Regions from separate parts of the Homo sapiens genome. Here all the other regions are linked to region 2. Evidence: chromatin loops called from intact Hi-C (ENCODE). Cell type or tissue: MCF 10A. All regions are shown on one strand. Links, peaks and the distances in the headings refer to the core of each region. The heading gives the core; the rest is flanking DNA.

Region 1 (7,424 bases), core at 814-5,813, 130 kb before region 2:
AAATCAGTCTACTCTTGTGAATTGATTTGATACTGCACTTAACTTTTTTTCTTATTGGCTTTAAAGGTGATGAATGATAAATGCAATGGTTCTCAAGTCATTAACAGAATTCTAAATCTTGTCAATATCTCAAGACCCAGGATTTTAGCCTTTTGGATATGTGTGTCAGCTGATTATGTAGGAGATCTCTCAACCCAATTATAATCCCCAGTGTTGTTGGCTTCAAGCACTGATAGAGCGATAAACTTCAGAAAGGTTTCAATTTGGTCCTTGAAAAGAACTATTTAAGCAGAAACTCCTAGAAGCTATAGAATTTGGCCAAGAACCACAAAAACCATTCCCTCATTCTTATTTTGCTCCCACTTTTTGATATGGAGAGGACATTGAAAGATTGTTGGGGCCAGGCATGGTGGCTCACACCTGTAATCCCAACATTTGGGAAGCCGAGGCATGTGGATTGCTTGAGCCTGGGAATTCAAGATCAGCCTGGCCAACATGGTGAACCCCGTCTCTACTAAATATTAAAAAATGAGCCAAGTGTGGTGGCACACACCTGTAATCCCTGCTACTCAGGAGACTGAGGCACGAGAATTGCTTGAACCCAGGAGGTGGAAGTTGCAGTGAGCCGAGATCACACCAGTGTACTCCAGTCTGTGTGACAGAGAGAGACTTGATCTAAAAAAAAAAAAAAAAGCCAGGCACGGTGACTCACGCCTGTAATCCCAGCACTTTGGGAGGCTGAGGCAGGCGGATCACAAGGTCAAGAGATTGAGACCATCCTGGCCAACATAATGAAACCCCCATCTCTACTAAAAATACAAAAATTAACTGGGCGTGGTGGGACACACCTGTAGTCCCAGATACTCAGGAGGCTGAGGCAGGAGAATCGCTTGAACGCAGGAGGCGGAGGTTGCAGTGAGCGGAGATCATGTCACTGCATTCCAGCCTGGCAACAGAGTGAGACTCCGTCTCAAAAAAAAGAGAAAGAAAAAAGAAGGGAAGGAAGGACGGAAGGAAGGAAGGAAGGAACTTTTCAACTATAAAATATTTTAAAACATATTTAGTTATTTGTCAGCTTTAGAGTTTGATGAAAGCTGGTATTCAGTTTCTAAATTCAATACCATGAAGAAGATGAAACTCAACTTTGATCGATTTTTCAAATCAAATTCTTCCCCCCCACAACCTTGATTCAGGATCAAATTCCTGTTGTATTGCATATATTTTTGTGATTATAAAAACAATGCATGATTATTAAAGAAACTGTGGAAAATGTAAAAAGGTTAAGAAAAACGTTAAAATTGCCTATAATCCCACCACCCAGAGAGATATAATTGCCCTTAGTATTTTAGTGTCCTTCATTCCTCTCTTTTTTCAGTGTCCATTGTCTATATGTATTTCTTCGTAAAACTGGAAATCAGTATTTGGATAGATACAGACATAGATATGTTTTCACCCTTCCTTACAATGTGACCATGTTTCCTGCCGCTCTATATTCTCTGAAAAAGTGAGCTCTAAGGTGTAATATTTATGAATCTTTCATATTGATTTAACAATTCTACTTCATATCTTTTTAAATTTTTTATTGTATTTTATTTATTTATTTTGAGACAGGGTCTCACTCTGTCGCCCAGGCTGGAGTGCAGTGGCGCAATCACAGCTCACTGCAGTCTTGATCTCCTGGGCTCAAGGGATCCTCAGCCTCCCAAGTAGCTGGGACCATGGGCAGGCACCATCATGCCCAGCTAGTTTTTTTTATTTTTATTTATTTATTTTTTTTGTAGAGAAGAGGTCTCACCATCTTGGTCAGGCTGGTCTCGAACTCCTGGGCTCAAGCTATCCTCCTGCCTTGGCCTCCCAAAGTGCCAGGATTATAGGCATGAGCCACAGCACCTGGCCAACAATTTTACTTCTTTTGGTGCATTTCTTACTGTTGAACATGAAGCTGCAACAATATCTTTGTATGAAAATCTTTTCCTACATTTCTTCTTGTTTCCTTAATACAGATTCTGAAGGAGGATTTATCGGTCAAGAGTTTTAATAGCCCTTAATACATACTGCCAACTTCTTTAATAGGAACTTCATACCAGTTTATACCCTTTCCAGCAGTTCACAAACAAACTTAGCTCACTATAAATTCATCCATAGTCTCCTGAGTAATGTATTCCACCTAAAATCTTTAAATTTTAAATCCATTTTAAAATTCAATTTTAAAGGGCTTAGTGCTTTAAGATTTGGTGGGCAGGGTGAGGGAATGATCCAGTGGTTTGATCTGTTCCAATTTTCAAATTGTCATTAGTGAAGTTAAGACTCAGAGGTTAGTAATTTTTGTAAGCCCTTGATCTGGTCTTTCTCAGAGGATGTGGACTTCACAATCAATTGTCTTCAAGGCCCTGAGAGTGGATCCTTTCCCAAGTGGGAAAGGAAAGGGAAGGTCTGAGTGAACTCCCAGAAAAGTGGGGTACGATAGCCCAACAACACTTGAATTTCTAATTGGGGTAAGGTGGGGACATAAGGGTGAAGGTGTTAGAAGAGATACTGGAAATAAGGAAAACAGTCCTAGTTATTAAAATCCCTGAGGGGTTTGACTAAATGTGGAGAGACAGACTGTTCTTCTGCCAGTTGTAGATCCTACAGAAGACCGGGTGCAGTGGTTCTGGCCTATAATCCCAACACTTTGGGGGGATCACTTGAGCCCAGAAATTTGAGAACTGCCTGGACAACATAGTGAGACCCTATCTCTAAAAAGAATTTTTAAATGTTGAAAGCTAATCAGAGGCCACAAAGTCATTCTTAAAGTCATTGTGCACTTTGCTTCCTTTGTTGTATGTTTGTTTCCTTTGTAACTGATTTACTACTTTACACACTCAGATTTTTAATTATAGCAGCAATTACTAGATTCAATGACATAAAGTTACCATTTCTGTCAGTAAAGATTCAATACCAGCTAATTTCACACAGTTCAATTTCACACCTGGGGAATTAATTATTCTTAATCATTAGGAGTCAATGGTAAAACTTTCTGATGAAAGCACCTGTAGCAAGGCCTCTACCAAGCTCCCCTCCTGTGGGGGGTGTTGACATGGCGGCCAGCAGCCAGCACAGCCTCTCTCTCCTGAGCCCCATAAGCGGAGGTAGGGATACAGTAGTTGGTGTGTTTGTGACAGCAAAGCCACCAGAGGGAGCTCTAGCATTGACTCCTATATGTTTGTCTGTGTGCCACGGATTCAAAGAAAAACAATAAATATCTAATGATTGCTTGTGTTTTTGAGCACTCCTTGCACAGTCCTAAGGTTTAGACACAATCATATCAATATCATTTCATTGTTAACATGAATTAAGCTTCTTTGTGTCTGTCAGATATTCTTTCATGCTTACCACAAGTCTATCAAGATATTATTATTCTCACTTTGATTGATGAGGGAGGTGATTAAGTTTTACAGAAATTAAGTGATTTTACAAAAGAAGAAATAACACAGAGATTTTATCTATAGTCTCAGCGCCCCCCACCCCCTTCCCACCTCCATTAAAGTTCTCCTTCCTGCCCTCTCTTTTCTCTTTTCCTACTGGGAATCTAAAGGAGATAAATCTTGCTTTAAAACTAAGGAAACAAAGAAGAATGCGTTTTATTTTGTGTAAATTATTCTTCAATATATTTAACATGTAAGGGGAAAACAAGAAAGGGAAAGGAAACGAGAAGGGGAAAGAAAGGGAGAAGAGAGAAGAGGGGAGAGGAGGAGAGGAGAGGAGAAAGAAAAGGAGAAGAGAAGAGAAAGAAAAGAAAAGAGAAATAGCCAGGCACAGTGCCCCATGCCTGTAATCCTAGCACTTTGGGAGGCCGAGGTGGGTGGATCACCTGAGGTCAGGAGTTCAAGACCAGCCTGGCCAACGTGGCGAAACCCTATCTCTACTAAAAATACAAAAATTAGCCAGGTGTGGTGGTGCACACCTGTAATCCCAGAGGCTGACGTAGGAGATTCGCTTGAACCCGGGAGGCAAGGTTGCAGTGAGCCAAGATTGTGGCACAGCACTCCAGCTTGGACAACAGAGCAAGACTCCGTCTCCAAAAAACGAAAAGAAAAAGGAGGCCAGGAGTGGTGGTGGGTGCCTGTAACCCCAGCTACTTGGAAGGCTGAAGTGGGAGAATTGCGTGAGCCCAGGAGGAGGTTGCAGTGAGCCAGGATCTAGCCACTGCAGTCCAGCCTGAGAGAGGGAGAGAGACTCCATCTCAAAAAAAAAAAAAGAAAGAAAGAAAGGAAAAAAAAAAGAGAGAAAGAGCTGATGCTCATGTCCATAAAGCCCGAAAATGTTCCAATCCTGCCGGCTCACTGCTAAGGGAATACTTCAACCCACAGCACCCCACCTCCACCCACACATTCCTTAGGCTACTGTTTCTATGACTCCTTTTCCCTCCTCAAGCTTGCCCGAGATGGCTGTTTGATCTTGGTTTCACCCTTATTCAAATTCAGAAGTAGGGGCAGAGACCAGAGGAAGATGTTAGGAATATCCATAACCCCCAAAGATGGCCACTAGACTTACTTCTACAGCACTTTACAGTACCAGACATGTACAAAGTACCTATGCACAGATTAAGAGCAAGGACGGTCAAGGTATACAGCCGCATATTTGCTGAATGGACTTAGTTAAGTCACTTAATCTCATCCATAAAATGTATGTAATAGGCGGGCACTATAACATGCAAAATGTATTTAATAGGCTCACTCCTGTAATCCCAGCACTTTGGGAGGCTGAGGCGAGTGGATCACTTGAGCCCAGGAGTTTGAGACCAGGCTGGGCAACATGGCAAAACCCTGGCTCTACAAAAAATGCCAAAAATTAGCCGGGCATGGTGGTGCGCGCCTGTAGTCCCAGCTACTTAGGAGGCTGAGGTGGGACGATCACTTGAACCTGGGAGGTTGAGGCTGCAGTGAGCCATGATCATGCCACTGCACTCCAATCTGGGAGACAGAGTAAGACCCTGTCTCAAAAATAATATGCATGTAGTAAATGTAATCATGTCTACTACTTAGCATTGCTGTGGAGATTTAATTAGGCAATGCATAGAAAAGTACTTAGCCTGGTGTTTGGTGGGAAACTTCAATTAATGTTAACTAATATTATTGTTTTCTTTAATACTCACAACAATCGTATTTGTCCATTTAGCCTAGAACTTGGCATAGACACATGGTTTGTAAGCGTGTTTGTGGTTAACAGCAGTCTTCAGTTAAAGAGAGGCGAACCAACTTGCCAAAGGTCCACAGCTAGTTTTACAACTACGAAATGTTTTCCAAAATATTTTCAGTTTTTCTGTGAGACTGAGAGATATTATCTTCAAATAGATTACGAGATGTGCACAGCAACGTCCACCCGCCTTACACAAGAGCAAACAGCTTTCCAAAAGCCATCAGAAAACCCCTGGGGTTTGTTGGTCCAAGAACAGAAACAATGCAGTCACACCCAGACCCTAAATTTAGGGGGGCCTTAGAGTTAGTTTTATTTAAATATTGTAATGTGACTCTGAGCAAGCAACATTTTCTCTGTGCTTTGTTTTTTAAAGGACATGGGAAAATTTACTTTGGGGAGCCAGGGCGCTTGGCTAGAAAGGGAAGGAGGAAAGAGAGAAAGGAAAGGGTAGAGGGAAAGCTGAGACCTGAGACCCAGGAGAACTCGGGCAAGAGATTTGAACCCTGGGTTCCACTGCCCTTATTTTCTTTTTTTAATTTTATTTTTAGTTCTGGGGTACATGTGCAGGATGTGCAGGTACATGTGCAGGATAAATTTAATTTTTATTTTTAGTTCTGGGGTACATGTGCAGGATGTGCAGATTTGTTACATAGGCAGATGTGTGCCATGGCAGTTTGCTGCACCTATCAACCCATCACCTAGGTATTAAGCCCAACATCCACTAACTATTTTTCCTAAGGCTCTCCCTCCCGCTACCCCACCTCCTGACAGGCCCCAGTGTGTGTTGTTCCCCTCCCTGTGTCCATGTGTTCTCATTGTTCAGCTCCCACTTATAAGTGAGAACATGTGGTGTTTGGTTTTCTGTTCCCGAGTTAGTTTGCTGAGAAAAATGACTTCCAGCTCCATCCATGTCCCTGCAAAGGACATGATCTCGTTCCTTTATATGGCTGCATAGTATTCCATAGTGTATATGTACCACATTTCCTTTATCCAGTCTATCATTGGTGGGCATTTGGGTTGATTCTATCCTTATTTTCTTTTTCTTTCTTTCTTTTTTTTGAGATGGAGTTTCGCTCTTGTCACCCAGGCTGGAGTGCAATGGCGCAATCTCTGCTCACCGGCCTCCGTCCTTATTTTCAAAAATAGCAACTTGGGGCCGGGCTCGGTGGCTCACACCTATAATCCCAGTACTTTGGGAGGCCAAGGCGGGTGGATCACGAGGTCAGGAGATCGAGACCAGCCTGGCCGACATGGCAAAACCCCATCTCCACTAAAAATACAAAAATTAGCCGGGTGTGGTGCCACACACCAAAGGCCTGTGAGTCTATAAACGTTTTCTGTCTGCCCTCATCCTGCAGCACTTTCCACACAATCTCTTTTTGATATCACATGATATTTTATATGCTCAGTACCAACTTTAGAGGTCTGCAAGTTGTTAGCTTTTCCTTTTCGGTAACTTTGTTAATATCATTATTAGAAGTCCAGTTCAATAATTACACTAGGTTCAGTTTAAATAGGAAGCAAACAGCTATATGTCTAAGTGCAGAACTGCTGACAAGTGAGGGTGGACCGGGGGGTTAAATATTCCTGACATTGGGCCAGGGAGAGTTGAAAGTTTGCCAATTGTGGTACTGGTAAACTACTGCAAAGAAATTTGGAAGAGTTATTAAGAATTACAAGAAGATAGATGCTTCAGGATAATATGTCATTTGCAAAGAGAAGTATGCCATTTGGGGTCAAAAAACATCTGATGCACTGTCCAGGTCACAGAAATCACCAAATCTCAGAAGGAGACGAGACCTTGGATGTCAGGCAACCTGACTTCCTTTCCAATCAGGCTTATAATCCAACAGGTGACCATCCAGCCTCTACGTAAGCATTTCTCCAGAAGGGAAGTTTCTTAATTTAAGAAGTTGTCTGGACTGAGTGCAGTGGCTCACACCTGTAATCCCAGCACTTTGGGAGGTGGAGGTGGGTGAATCACTTGAGCCCAGGAGTTCAAGACCAACCTGGCCAACATGGCAAAAACCTGTCTCTACAAGAAATACAAAAATTAGCCAGGCATGGTGGCATGTACTTGTAATCTTAGCAACTCGAGAGGCTGAGGTGGGAGGATTCCCTGAGCCTGGGAGGCCAAGGCTGAAGTGAGCTGTGATTACGCTACTGCATTCCAGCCTGGGTGACAGAGTGAGATCCTGTCTCAAAAAAAAAAAAAAAAAGAAAGAAAAAAAAAAGTTGTCTGG
Region 2 (7,424 bases), core at 1,431-6,430:
CACCCTGTATCCTGCCATTTAAAAAAAAAAAAATCCTCTCATCTGGCAGGGGGAAAAAAATCCCAGCCCTAGAGTGGCCAGGATGAATCAGCATGCCAGGGCCATACACCAAGATAAGCATTGAGTCTCTAGATGTGGCACCATGGCAGATTATCAACACTGGTGCCGTGAGAACACTGCAGCAAGCAGCACACTGTACTTTTAAGGACAAGAACAGCAGCACCAAACACCCCAGAAACAACTGTTCTGATTCTTTCCTTCAGGAGTAGAATTTTTTTTTTTTTTTTTTTTTTTGAGACGGAGTTTCGCTCTTGTTGCCCAGGCTGGAGTGCAGTGGTGTAACCTCCACCTCCAGGGTTCAAGCGATTCTCCTGCCTCAGCCTCCTGAGTAGCTTACAGGTCTGAGGGACTACAGGCATGTGCCACCACACTGGGCTAATTTTTTGTATTTTTAGTAGAAACAGGGTTTCTCCATGTTGGTCAGGCTGGTCTTGAACTCTTGACCTCAGGTGATCCACCTGCCTTGGCCTCCCAAAGTGCTGAGATTACAGGTGTGAGCCACTGTGCCCAGCTTTTTTTTTTTTTTTTTTTTTTTTGATGGAATCTTGCTCTGTCGCCCAGGCTTGAGTGCAGTGGCACAATTTTGGCTCACTGCAACCTCTGCCTCCTGGGTTCAAGTGATTCTCCTGCCTCAGACTCACAAGTAGCTAGGATTACAGGCTCACGTCACCACACCTGGCTAATTTTGTATTTTCAATAGAGATGGGGTTTCACCATGTTGGCCACGCTGGTCTCAAACTCCTGACTGCAGGTGATCTATCCACCTTGGGCTCCCAAAATGCTGGGATTACAGGCGTGAGCCATTGCACCTGGCCACTTTTTTTTTTTTTTTAGACAGTGTCTTGCTGTGTTGCCCAGGCTGGAGTGCAGTGGCACGATCTTGGCTCACTGTAACCTCCATCTCCTGGGCTCAAGTGATCCTCCTGCCTCAGCCTCCCAAGTAGCTGTGACTACAAGCGCACACCACGATGCCCAGCTAATTTTCTATTTTTAGTAGAGACGAGGTCTCCCTGTGTTGCCCAGGCTGGTATTGAACTCCTGGGCTCGAAGGATCCACCTGCCTTGGCCTCCTAAAGTGCTGGGATTACAGGAATGAGCCACTGTGCCTGGCCTGGAGTATTGCTCTAGAACATCCTGTTTCACATCGTTTTATGTGGGGTTTTTCCTTCCTCATTCTTCATTTACACCTCTGTCTATTATAGTCTGTATTTGCAATGTTTACTACAGTAATTAGATGGAGCTTAAAATTCAGTTCTCATTTCCAGGGCTCAGAAGCCACATGTTGCTCCTGGCTGCTCTGATGGACAGCACGGTCACAGGACATTTCCTCCACTGCAGAAAATACTGCTGGATAGCCCTGATGTATATCAACAATGCTGATCATTATTTGAGAAAACGTTCTGGGCTCCCTCAATACCTCTGCCTACTTTATTATTTTAAAACAATTTTTTGTAGGTGCATACCATCATACCCAGCTATTTCTATTTTTTTGTTTGTTTTTTTAGAGACAGGGTGTGCTGTGTTGCCCAGGCTGGCCTTGAACTCCTGGGCTCAGGTGACCCTTCCGCCTCAGCTTCCCAAAGTGCTGGGATTATAGGCGTGAGACACCATGCTTGGTGACTCTGCTTACTTTAATATCTTAGAAGTTTTGGTACTGAAAGTGAAGAACATTGGACAGACATCAAACGTAAATACAAAACTGTCCCAGGTGGCTCTTCTCATACATTTCACTAGGGTTGAGCAGGACATGCTCCCCACCTGGAAGACCCTCCTAGGGCTTTGTAGGTTTAGCTCTGTGTGACAGTTCTCTTTGTATTCATCACAGGGCGGTCTCCACTTTGTATACCTAAAAGACTTCTGAGAACAGTATTTTTCCCTATTAGTCATACTTTAAAATCTAGTTTAGGAGCATCTAACTTCACATGCTGAAATTTTCTTTTGAAATTTCCTTTGAAACCCCCACACTGCTTGCTCTGTAGCTCATGGAAATCACTTACTTCATACCATGCTTCATTGCAAACCTGCTTTGGTTTGCTTATAAGTCCCTCCATGAATTCAGTGGAAATGTCTCTCCCAGAGAATGTTTTTCTCTTAAGGTCTGGTCCATGGTACTTTATTTGATGTCCTTATTAGAAGACATCTAGAGGAGTCAAGACCTAGACTCAGTTCAGTTTGAGCTAGGCTTGAATTCCATTTGCAACATGGGATGGGCCCACTGCTCCAATAAATGTGATGTTTTACATGTGAAAGGTGCTTGATGTTTTGCTCTATGCAATTCCTAGGCTAGAACCTGTTCTGTCTGTTATTGCACTGGGTATTGCAGTCTGTTGGTCATCAGCAGGTGACTGCCTATTGCCAAAAGAGACGATGAGATGAAAAGTAGGAATTCATGATTTCAGAATCTAGCCTCACTTGGAGAAAGCACCTGTTGGCCTGGGAAGTTCACCCTTCTCTGCTGACACAGGCTGGACCCCACACCTGACCAGGTGTCAGAGCACCTGTGAGAGCTCTGGGACCTCCTAGTGGCAGTGTGATGGTACCACTTACTGAGTGTCATGCCACTGGCATCAGGCACTGTGCATATATTGTCCCCCACTCAATCAGAGCATCTGTGCTATTAATATTTGCTCTTTTTTGTTTGTTTGTTTGTTTTTGGTAAAAGGTCTTTATTTTTTAAAGAGATCCGTAATACCAAAAAAAAAAAAAAAAACCAAACAAAAACCCAAAAACCTCTTGTGGGGCTGGGGTGGGGAGTAAGGTAAACTAGGCTGTCAGCCAAGCAAAGGCAGAAAGGTGGGGTCCACAACTGTCTCTCACAGCTTTAAGTGCTTGGCACCAATAGGCACTCAATAAATAGTTGTTGAATAATGGCTTATATTATATCTTCATAACAGTTGTGTAGATATTCTTTTGCACATTTTACAGTAATGAGAAAACTGAGGCCCAGAGAGGTTAAGTAACTTGCCTCTGGTCACGCAGCTAGAATGTGGCAGAGCTGTGTGATTTTAGACCTAAGTATGTCTAAATCATAGTCCACAGGCCGTCACTAAGCTAAAGTAGAGGAAATGATAGGGCCACATTCACCTTCTCTCTTTTGAACAGTCACTCGTTTTTTGAAGCGGGGGTGGGGACAGAGTTGCTGTGTTGTCCAGACTGGAGTGCAATGGCACGATCTCAGCTCACTGCAACCTCTGCCTCCCAGGTTCAAGTGATTCTCCTGCCTCAGCCTGCTGAGTAGCTAGGATTACAGGTGTGCCACCACACCCAGCTAATTTTTGTATTTTTTGTAGAGATGGGGTTTCACCATGTTGGCCAGGTTGGTCTCGAACTCCTGACCTCGTGATCCACCCACCTTGGCCTCCCAAAGTGTTGGGATTACGGGCGTGAGCCACCGCTCCCAGCCTGAACAGTCACTCTTAATTGCACTATGTTTATTTGGGCATTTTGTTATGTTTTTATGTTTTTAATTTTGATATAATTTCACAGTTATAGAAAAATTAACCAAAAGAGTATAAACAATTCTCAGACCCTTTACTGAGATTTGTTGGGACATATTCTTAGAAAGTCTGAGTTGTGAGCCTGTGGGATTGGGCCGCACTTCTTGAGTAGAGCCTGGGTCATGCTACCCGAGAACTCCTGGGTGCCTGTGAGGTTGGGTGTGTCCCATCTGAGAAAGTTCGCTACTGAAAAACAGTGACGTAACCCCACCCAGGAACTGAAGTGAGCCTGAGAGCAGCTCTCCAGGGCTTGCTGGCTGGAAACAATGAGGGAAGAGTCTAGGATTTATGAAATATTTTTTTGTGGAAGAACTCTTCCTCTGAGAAACTGCTGGAGGGTTTGGGGAATACAAAACAAAACTGACTTATGAAAAGATGACTTGTAACTCACCAAGCAGACGCTCTCAGGCGTGGCATGATGCCCTCACTGGCTGCCAAGAACAATAACTGACACATTATCCACAGACGGCTGCGCCCCATGCCATTTCCTCTCCTGCCATCACAATGAAAGACCAGGGTTGACACTTGGTATTGTATCTATTCCACGTCCGCTGCACCATTTTCTTTTAACCCTTCTTTCTTGCTCTCACCCCTTTACCTGTTGGAGCTACTATGCCCCTCCTGGGTTTCGTTTTCTTCTCTTCCTTTTTCCTGGGCATACAGCTGCGTTCCTAGAAATTGTGGTTCTGATTCATAATCATTGTATGTGGAGGAAGGGGCAGGATTCTACTCTGTGAGGGGACGGGAGGGTCTTTTTTAAAGGGGTAAACAATTGGAAAGTTTTTAGAGTTAAGGGTCTTTCTCTGATGCTAAATGAAACCACTGTCCTCTGTTCCAAGGCCTGAGCTTATATCTTCTTTGCTATGAGACCCAGAGAAACAGTGCTTGGGGGCCATTTTGGAAGCAGCTTGTCCTTTGACCTTCCCCACTCCACTTGTGCAGACACCACGCCCCGTGAGGACGGGCGTGGTGTCTGCTGCTGAGCCTGACTGCCCCACACTTAGGCAGGTACCTGGCACATGGCAGAAGCTCAGCAAATATTTGCTGAATGATGAGGCCTTGGTGTATGATTGCTACATTTTTGGCTTAAAAAGTACAGCATCAGGGCCCTTGGGGTTTTACCTGCTTTTCTGGGATATACTTTCCAGCTGATCTTTGTTTTTTTTTGTTTTTGTTTTTGAGACAGAGTCTCGCTCTGTCGCCCAGGCTGGAGTGCAATGGCGTGATCTCGGCTTACTGCGATCTCCGCCTCCCGGTTTCAAGCGATTCTCCTACCTCAGCCTCCCAAGTAGCTGGGACTACAGGTGCTTGCCGCCATGCCCAGCTAATTTTTGTATTTTTAATAGAGACAAGGCCACCATGTTGGCCAGGCTGGTCTCAAACTCCTGATCTCAGGTGATCCGCCCGCCTCGGCCTCCCAAAGTGCTGGGATTACAGGTGTGAGCCACCGCGCCCAGCCAGTTTCCTTAGTTTTTAATCTCTGAGAAGGAAAGATAATTGTTACGTAAGGATGTCTCAGTTATCTATGTGTGGATGATCCAGGGAAAATTTCTCTTTCCAGACTGGCTTACTCTTTGGATTTTCCTCAAGCTTCTCGGTCTGCCTGTGCGAAGGGGCCTAAGGCTGGGTGTTAAGTCCCATAGCATGAGCAAAACCTGTAATTTAGGGTTAACCAGCTTTACTTAACTCCCATTACCCCTTTTCCTTCTCCTCATTCTTAGAATTCTCACGTGAGTGGTAGTAAGCCCCTAGGATGTATGTATGCTGCTGTGTATGTGCTTAGCCATTTCCTGTGTATTTAATGGTGAACCTTTGGTGATTCCTCACATGGAACCCTTTTGCCCTTGGTCACACTTGTGAAAGCACCTCCACATCTTTGCAATCAGATCAGCCTAGGCCAGGAAGCACCTTAGAGGAGGTGATTGACTCTAGTTCCTTGTTTGGTAGAGAATGAGGGAACAGGCTCAGAAAGGTTAAGCCCAAGGCACAGGGTTAGTTGGTGACAGACCCAGGACTGGGGCCCAAGTCTTGCAGGTGTGGTGCACTTTCTGCAACACCCCTTTGCCCTGCCAACTTCCCATCCCACATCCATGAGATTTTAAGTCCCTTATTGTACACTTTTTAGTATATGCTTTGAAGAGTCTTTGGACAGTTAAAACTGAATGTACAAGCCAAGACTACCTCATTTTCTTCTTCAGCTATGACTGGTACCCAGCTAATTGTGGATTGGTAAGAGCAAGACAATCAGAGATATGATACATGTTTAAAACTTCATTGGGGCTCAGTGCAGTGGCTCATACCTGTAATCTCAGCACTTTAGGAGACTAAGGTGGGAGGACTGCTTGAGCCCAGGAGTTCGAGAGCAGCCTGGGCAACATAGCCAGACGTCATCTGTACAAAAAATTAGCTAGGCGCAGTGGTGCTTGTCTGTAGTCCCAGCTATTCAGGAGACTGAGGTGGGAGGAATGTTTGAACTCAGGAAGTCAAGGCTGCAGTGAGCCGTGATCACGCCCCTAAACACTAGCCTGGGTGATAAAGTGAGACCCTGTCTCAGACAAAACAAAACACTTTCTTGGAAGTAGTCTCTGGAGCTTTTGAAAGTTTATTTTAATCCACAGCTTTTCCCCCACCAAACACTAATACCAAAAATAAGATTACTTTGGGGTTTTACCTTGGCAAATAGGATGCTCCCAAGGGACTTTGAAGCCTACCCCTGAAGCTAGGGAATGAACACATTATCTTGTGCTGGTATTTATCCAGTATTACCCAATATACTGACCCATTAGACTTCACCAGGATGGTGCTGACATTGAAAAGTCACGGAGATAGGCCGGGCGCCACGAGATAGGTGGCTCACGCCTGTAATCCCAGCACTTTGGGAGGCCGAGGCGGGCGGATCACAAGGTCAGGAGATCGAGACCATCCTGGCTAATACGGTGAAACCCCGTCTCTACTAAAAATACAATTAGCCGGGCGTGGTGGCGGGCGCCTGTAGTCCCAGCTACTCGGGAGGCTGAGGCAGGAGAATGGCGTGAACCCAGGAGGCGGAGGTTGCAGTGAGCCCAGATCCGGCCACTGCACTCCAGCCTGGGTGACAGAGCAAGACTCCGTCTCAAAAAAAAAAAAAAAAGAAAAGTCACCGAGATAATTTGTAGTCAGCACACCCCTCTTAGGGTCTAAAGTCAAAGATCTTGAGGCTTCAATGGATCAAGAGCCTTTTCTTACTCTACGTGGTATTGACGCAAGTTCTGTAGTAGCCCCTCCTGCTGTATTTACGACACTAGCTTCCAGTGGGCAGATGGAAACCAGTGCCTGCCTGGAGACTATCCAGCTGTGAGAATGATGTGATGTGTCTGGCAGAAAGAGGCGTGTTTACAAAGGCTTTATTTTGCAGGAGTAAATCATTGGATTTTAACTGTTCTTCCTCTCTTTGTGTTGAATCTGATTATGCAGCTTTTCTGTAAGTTTTTAAATGTTTACCCACACCAGACCTTTGGGGACTGATTGGATTTAGTGGGAGCACCCTAGAAGACCTGGATTAAAGTGGAACTTGGTCTCTCAACTAGTTGGGTTGTCCTTGGACAAACTGCTTGACCTCTGTAAATCTTCTGTCCTTATCTGTAACGTAGGGGTGCTAATTAGCATTAATTAGCTCATTGTTGGGAGGATTAAATGAGAACACCCCTGTGGAATTACTTAGAGCTCCCAGTAAAGGTTGGAGTTAGGGAGGATTAGCAGGCTTTCATTTGCTTCCACATTTTTTTTCAGCAGTTTAATTTACTGAAACTGGCATAATAATGCCTCCTTGATTAGGTTGTTGGGAGAAGTAAAGGCAATACAAGTTTGGTGCCTGGTATACTTCATCAG
Region 3 (7,424 bases), core at 814-5,813, 120 kb before region 2:
ATCGGTACCTTTTCCATGGGAGATGCTTTCTGGTGGTTGTTAATATGTGACACAAAAATTTTCATACTCCATGGCCATTCCTATATGTCCAGCCACATGCCTCTATTCCTACTTTATGACTTGGTGGATCTGACAGAAGCCAGTTCATAGTGGGCAGTTCTGGGGGTGTGGTTACTTACAACCATAGTCAAGCATTCTCTTTATCAGAGCCCGGTAAAATGTGAGAAAAGGGCTGGCGTAACTCAAGGAATCAAGTCAATTTAAACCCTATGTCCAATAATCCTTGAAATGACTGAGGATTCCCCTTTCTCTATTTTATAATCACCTGAGTAAATGGCCAGAGGTCTTTCTGAGGAGTGGCTGTAAGGATTATTACAGTAGATATTTGCTGTGGTATGGCAGGCTCCTTCTCCCTAGGGACCCGGCCACCCCTTCAGTCAATGGGTTGCAGATCTGAAAACTGGATCAAGTGTGGGAACGTTGAAGGGATGTGGCTTCTGACTGGAGTGATCTCCCTCAGCCTCCTGCCCCTCCTTTCCTGCCTTTTTCTAGTGTCAACATGACGCTGCACCCTCTTGGCTCCCCATCACTTTTACCCCTAGGGACACCGTGCTCTACTGTCTCACAGCTCCCTTCAGGTCCAGCCCTCTGGCTGCAGCCTGACCTTGCTAGTCATACTGGTGATTGTGGCTGCCTGGCTCCTGACACTCTGGAGCCTCATATTCCCATGGATATTAATGAGTCCAGCTCTGCTACTGTCACTTCTGCCATCGGCGCTGACCTGCGGAGGAGGGCCACCACTGCTTAGTGATACTGGTGCCCCTCTCAAGTCCTGAAGGCACTGGTGAACGGCGTGTCCTCTGGGTCCTGTGGGTCCATTTTCTTTTCTTCTTTTTTTCTTTTTTTTTTTTTTTGAGGCGGAGTCTCACACTGTCGTCCAGGCTGGAGTGCAGTGGCGCGATCTCGGTTCACTGCAACCTCCACCTCCCGGGTTCATGCCATTCTCCTGCCTCAGCCTCCCAAGTAGCTGGGACTACAGGCGCCTGCCACCAAACCTGGCTAATTGTTGTTTTTGTTGTTGTTGTTGTTGTTGTTGTATTTTTAGTAGAGATGGGGTTTCACCGTGTTAGCCAGGATGGTCTCGATCTCCTGACCTCGTGATCTGCCCACCTCGGCCTCCCAAAGTGCTGGGATTACAGGTGTGAGCCACCGCGCCTGGCCCCTTGTGGGTCCATTTTCCTTAGCTTCTTTATTCTTTTCTCTGCCACCTGCCAGGGCAACTCAAGCATTTCCACTTTTCTCAGCATGGCCTAATATTGCAGCAGGCTTCTAAGAGCCACTTTAGCAGTGAGTTTCACTCATCCTCTGGGGTCCTTATCAGGGGCCTGTGTCCCCCCCAAAATTGTCCTCTAGTCAAGGAAGTCTTGCTTTTCTAGTCTTACTTTCTAGTCTCCTTGAACAAGTACTCCCAAATCTGATTCCAAAGTTTTCCACTGGTTCCTGCTCGCTAATTCTTATAGGTCCTTTGATATATAATCTCTTTTTTCCCTATCAGGCCCAGCCCTTCCCTGTCTTGATTATACTGCATTTGTTTATTGGCTTGGGAGACAGTAGAGGAATTGGGGGCAGCTCCTGAGAGGGCAACCTGTTGCCTTGCTGGAGAGGGATGCATTTTCATGGCCACAACCTCCCACCAGGTCTCCTGAAGCCAGCCTTTGAAAGTGGTAGTTCTTACTATGAAATGATGGGCCAGCCCGGCAGACCTGGAGGGTTCAGAGGGCTCTGCCAAGTCAACATCCTGAGAGGCATGCATTCAGATGCCCCCATCCCATGTTTCAGAGTCCCAGATTCCTCCAAACAGGGCCCTGACCTTAGCTTAACTGACTTGCTTTAGCTGAGCATTTAGGCATCTCTAGAGCTCTAGGACTATCAGAGCCTCAGTCTGTGGCTCAGCTGTGGCAGTTCTTCCACTGCAGGAGAGGAGGACCCTTTTTTAAGCTACCAAACAGGTTCTCTAGCTCTCACAGTCTCTATTGCTTGTTATCACTTGGTGGGATGTCAATACAACTTAGCAGTAATCAGTCAACTCTGCTCTCCCTGTAGCTATCATTCCCCCACAACCATAGCTCTCCAATGCCTGGATCTCTGCACCTGCACTGCATTCTCCTCCACCAGGACATCTTCCTGAATCACCACTGATGAAATCTTTAGCAGTTGCACCACCACATTGTGCGAGGAACTATCCACGCCCCGTATATCATTCAGGGTAGCATCCTCTTAGCCTACTGGGCAATGAGGGAGCCAGTCTCCAAACCCCATCTTACTCTTGTTTTCTCAGACCACTGCTGACATTACTCGGGTTAGTCTGAGTTCTTTGAGAAGCAGAAGCTAAGATGGGATTGGATGTGCAGGAAACTCCTTAGGGAATACTTGTGCGGGATAAAGGAGAGGAGCCGAAATAGGCAAGAAGAGCCTTCAGACGCAAAGCAGGTCTGACCTCTGTGAGAGACGGGGAAGGAAGGAGGATCTGATAGGAGACTCTCAGGCTGCAGTCACAAAAGCTGCTCAGCCTGGTTGATGGGGCATCCTTGAGCCAAAGTCCGTCATTAAAAGAGTCTGTATTAGTAAAGAATGAGTCTGTATTAGTAAAGAATGAGTCTGTATTAGTACAGAATGAGTCTGTATTAGTTGTGCCCTGCTTGCTCAGTCATTGGCTAGCAGCAGCTTGTAGAAAGGGCGTTCTGTAAATGAGATGGGGGTGGGTCCAGAGGTCTGCAGCTGTGGCCATTAGTCAATTATGCTCCCTGCAGCCGGAGAGCTGAGGGATGCATTTTCATGGCCACAGCCTCCCACCAGGTCCCTTGAAGGCTACTTATATCACTATTGTTTGTGTATCTTGTGAGTCATAGTATAAGGAAGCCAGATCTAACCTCAGAGATGATTTCACGTGATGTCTTCATTTTAATGATGAAAGAAGAGAAACTTTAAAATTTAAAATAAACTTTCCCAAGGCACATGCATTTCAGATTGGACCATTTTATTTTGTGTGAAGATATTCCACGCATTGCCGCACATTTGGCATTTCTGGCCCCAGGGACTAGATGCCAGTATTCTCCCTGACCTCCTGCATCATGACAAACAAAATTGCTCCCCCACCACCTCATTTCTAAAAGCTCCCTGGAGGCAATAAAGTCCCAAGTAGTACCACTGAACAGCTCATTGATCTCAGAGTCAAAATGAATATCCAAACAAGACCCCTGTATAATGCACTTCCATAACATCAAGAGAGCCACTAAAACAAAAAATGCCTCAGGGAGTCACAACCATTCCTGCTTCAGAGAGTACTCTGCACCTCTTTAGCATTTATCTTTTTTTTTTTTTTTTTGAGATGGAGTCTCACTATGTCATGATCTCAGCTCACCGCAACCTCCACCTCCTGGGTTCAAATGATTCTTGTGTCTCAGCCTCCCGAGTAGCTGGGATTACAGGCGAGCCCAACCACGCCTGGCTAATTTTTGTATTTGTATACAAATATAATGTTGGCCAGGTTGGTCTCAAAGTCTTGACCTCGAGTGATCCACCCACCTCAGCCTCCCAAATTGCTGGGATTACGGCATGAGCCACTGTGCATGGCCCATAGTATTTATTTATTTATTTATTTATTTATTTATTTATTTTTGTTTGTTTTGAGACAGAGTCTTGCTCTGTTGCCCAGGCTGGAATGCAGTGGTTGCCCAGGCTGGAATGCAGTGGTGCGATCTTGACTCACTGCAACCTCTGCCTCCCTGGTTCAAGAGATTCTTCTGCCTCAGCCTCCTGGGTAGCTGGGACTACAGGCGTGCGCCACCGCACCCAGCTAATTTTAGTATTTTTGGTAGAGACAGAGTTTCGCCATGTTGGCCAGCCTGGTCTCAAGCTCCTGACCTCAAGTTATCCGCCCGCCTCGGCCTCCCAAAGTGCTGGGATTACAGGTGTGAGGCACTGCACCTGAGTACCCACCGCATTTATCTTGCATATATAAGCTCCTTAGACATCCTGGTTAGGAGACCCATGGTAGGCAATTTGGTCATAGTTCAAATTGCCTTCCTAGTATCTTCATATGAGTGAATGAAATGCACTTCAGCATCAAACCATTGCTTTTCCATCCTTTCCGAAACTGCTCTTCCATGTCTCTACCCCCATCTTTCTCTTCTAAATAAATGATGCTCCTCTGCAGCTAGTTGTTCAAGCTAAAAACTGGGGAAACTTCCTCTATTCTCCTGGGTGTTTAAATTTTATTTATTTTATTTTTGAGGCAGGGTCTTTCTCTGTTGCTCAGGCTGGAGTGCAATGGCTTGATCACGGCTCACTGCAGCCTCGACCTCCTGGGCTCAAGTCATCCCCCCACATCAGCCTCCCAAGTAGCTAGGACTACAGGTGTATGCCACCACACCTGGCTAATGTTTTTTAAAAATATATTTTGTAGAGACAGGGTCTCACTTTGTTCCCCATGCTGGTCTTGAACTCCTGGGTTCAAGTGATCCTCCTACCCTTGCCTCACAAAGTGCTGGGATTATAGGCATGAGCCACTGTGCCCAACCCAATTCTTCTCTTTTTCTTACACCCCAAATCCAATCCATGAGCAAATTCAATTGTCTCTGTCTCCAAAATCTAACCAATGTCCGTCTACTTCTCTCTATGCCCACAGCTACTGCATGTCAAAGCCACCATCATCTCACTCATACCAATATAACAGCCTCCTATCTTTGTTCTCTGCTTCCTTTACAATATAGCAGCCACATAATATTTTTTTCTTTTTTTCTGTCTTTTATTTATTTTTATTTTTATTTTTTTTTTGAGATGGAGCTTCATTCTTGTTGCCCAGGCTGGAGGACAATTGCGTGATCTCGGCTTACTACAACCTCCGCCTCCCAGGTTCAAGCGATTATCCTGCCTCAGCCTCCCAAGTAGCTGGGATTACAGGCACCTGCCACCAGGCCCGGCTAAATTTTTTTGTATTTTTAGTAGAGATGGGGTTTCACCATGATGGCCAGGCTGGTCTCGATCTCCTGACCTCAGGTGATCCTCCCACCTCAGCTTCCCAAAGTGCTGGGATTACAGGCATGAGCCACCACACCTGGCCAGAATATTTTCTTAAATGTAAATCAGATTACATCTGATGTTAAAATCCCTACTTCCCTAAAGTAAAATCCACATGCTTTACCAAGCCTTAGAAGGCCCTCAAGATCTAGCCCCTGCCTACCTTGCTGATCTTGGCTCATGCCCCTGCCCTGCTCAATCACTATACACCGCCAGCTCTGCTGACTCTTGCTCTGTCCATTAAATACACCAAGCTCAGTCCTGAGGTCCATTGCGTTCATTCTGCCTGGAATATTCTCCCACATCCTCTCTCAACTGGCTCCTTGATTCAGGTCTCAGTTCAAATGTCATCTCTCAATGAGGCCTTCCTTGACCACCCAAACTAAAGCAGCCTCCACACTACCACATCCTCTAACATATTACATACTCTGTTAGTTTCTTCATATGACTTACCACTATGCAACATCATTTTATTTATTTCTTCTCTCCCCCATCTAGAATGTAAGTTTCATCAGCGAAGGGGCTCTGTCTGTTTTGCTCATAGCTGCATCCCTAGCACCCACCCCAGCTGGGCATGGAGTGGGTTCTCAACAACGTGTGTGTTACATGAATGAATAGTACCTTTGATGTACATGGTCCCCTTATAGCTAATGTCATTGCGGATTTTGATCATTGACATAAATCTTTTGGCTTTCAATATACAGTATCCCAAATGTTGGGGTTTGTTGTTCTATACACTGTCAGTTGTAAGTATTGACTTCAACTGTCAACTGACAGACAATATTTGCTGTTTGACAATGGAGTCTGCATAATTTCTAAAGAGAATCTTTATAAACAAGAAGCCAAGGGGCCCTTGCCCTCTGAAAACTACTGTACTAACTTTATTGGATTGGGGACTGATTCTTTGTTAGCCCCCTAAATTCAGTAAAGGCCTCCTCTCCCTAACACATTTCTTTTCTTTCTTTTTTTTTTTGAAATAGAGTTTCACTCTTGTTGTCCAGGCTGGAGTGCAATGGCATGATCTCAGCTCACCACAACCTCCGCCTCCCAGGTTCAAGCTATTCTCCTGCCTCAGCCTTCCAAGTAGCTGGGATTACAGGTATGCGCCACCATGCCCGGCTAATTTTGTATTTTTAGTAGAGATGGGGTTTCTCCATGTTGGTCAGGCTGGTCTCAAACTTCCGACCTCAGGTGATCTGCCTGCCTTGGCCTCCCAAAGCACTGGGATTACAGGCGTGAGCCACTGCGCCCAGCCCTCCCTAACACATTTCTACAAGCTGCCATCTCCAACAGAGAAATGCGTTATTGAAGAAAACAATGTAGTTATAGCTCAACACTTTTTAGGTGTTTTTTGTTTTTTGTTTTTTTTTTTGAGAGGGAGTCTCGCTCTGTTGCCCAGGCTGGAGTGCAATGGTGCAATCTCGGCTCACTGCAACCTCCAGCTCCTGGGTTCAAGTGATTCTCCTGCCTTAGCCTCCCAAGTAGCTGGGACAACAGGCATGCATCACCATGCCCAGCTATTGTTTGTATTTTTAGTAGAGACAGGGTTTTACCATGTTGGCCAGGATGGTCTCGAACTCCTGACCTCAGGTGATCCACCTGCCTCAGCCTCCCAAAATGCTAAGATTACAGGTGTGAGCCACCACACCTGGCCTACTTTTTGGGTATATTTTTAACAACCTCAAACTAAACTGGCACACTTAAGTAGTAGAAGGTAAACTACAAATATCTTGAGAATCAGAAAAAAAAAAAAAAGCCTGGTCCATGAATAGAGAAAAATTTCTGTCCAACTTGGAGACTGTTAGGAGGGCACTGAGGGGAGGGTGTCTTTTTGCACCAATTACTGATACCTAAAGGATAAAAGAGCTGGCCAGGCGTGGTGGCTCATGCCTGTAATCCCAGCACTTTGGGAGGCTGAGGCGGGTGTATCACCTGAGATCAGGAGTTCAAGACCAGGCTTGCCAACAGGGCAAAAACTCATCTCTACTAAAAATACAAAAATTAGGCCAGGTGCGGTGGCTCATGCCTGTAATCCCAGCACTTTGGGAGACCGAGGGAGGTGGATCACCTGAGGTCAGGAGTTTGAGACTAGCCCGGCCAACATGGCGAAACCCCGTCTCTACTAAAAATAAAAAAATTAGACGGCTGCAGTGGCGTGCGCCTGTAATCCCAGCTACTAGGGGTTTCTGAGGCAGAAAAATTGCTGAACCTGGGAGGCGGAGGTTGCAGTGAGCCAAGATCACGCCATTGCACTCCAGCCTGGGGGACAAGAGCAAGACTCCATCTCAAAAAAACAAACAAAAACAATTAGCTGGATGTGGTGGCATGAGCCTATAATCCCAGCT

What was found. Peaks named below come from ENCODE experiments on the same cell type or tissue, not always from the same donor. Only the 100,000 strongest peaks of a DNase experiment are listed, where the experiment ranks them.
Region 1: a loop joins it to region 2, with 4 times the contacts of the local background. A loop is called at or near these places in 5 of 110 quality-filtered maps.
Region 3: a loop joins it to region 2, with 3 times the contacts of the local background. A loop is called at or near these places in 5 of 110 quality-filtered maps.

What each region holds. Positions count from the first base shown.
Region 1 is chr12:64,546,594-64,554,017 of GRCh38, forward strand. It overlaps a transcript of RASSF3 not described here. Among named protein-coding and RNA genes, the nearest start is that of RASSF3-DT, 59 kb to the right of the region's middle. RefSeq lists an enhancer at 3,010-3,059. In MCF 10A, for the core only: a CTCF peak has its summit at 3,174 (motif pointing right); a DNase peak (open chromatin) is centred at 3,168.
Region 2 is chr12:64,675,896-64,683,319 of GRCh38, forward strand. The region is part of intron 1 of RASSF3 (Ras association domain family member 3); the gene reads left to right. Among named protein-coding and RNA genes, the nearest start is that of MIR548Z, 57 kb to the left of the region's middle. In MCF 10A, for the core only: no CTCF peak of the experiment used is centred there; a DNase peak (open chromatin) is centred at 3,976.
Region 3 is chr12:64,558,348-64,565,771 of GRCh38, forward strand. It overlaps a transcript of RASSF3 not described here. Among named protein-coding and RNA genes, the nearest start is that of RASSF3-DT, 47 kb to the right of the region's middle. In MCF 10A, for the core only: no CTCF peak of the experiment used is centred there; a DNase peak (open chromatin) is centred at 2,844.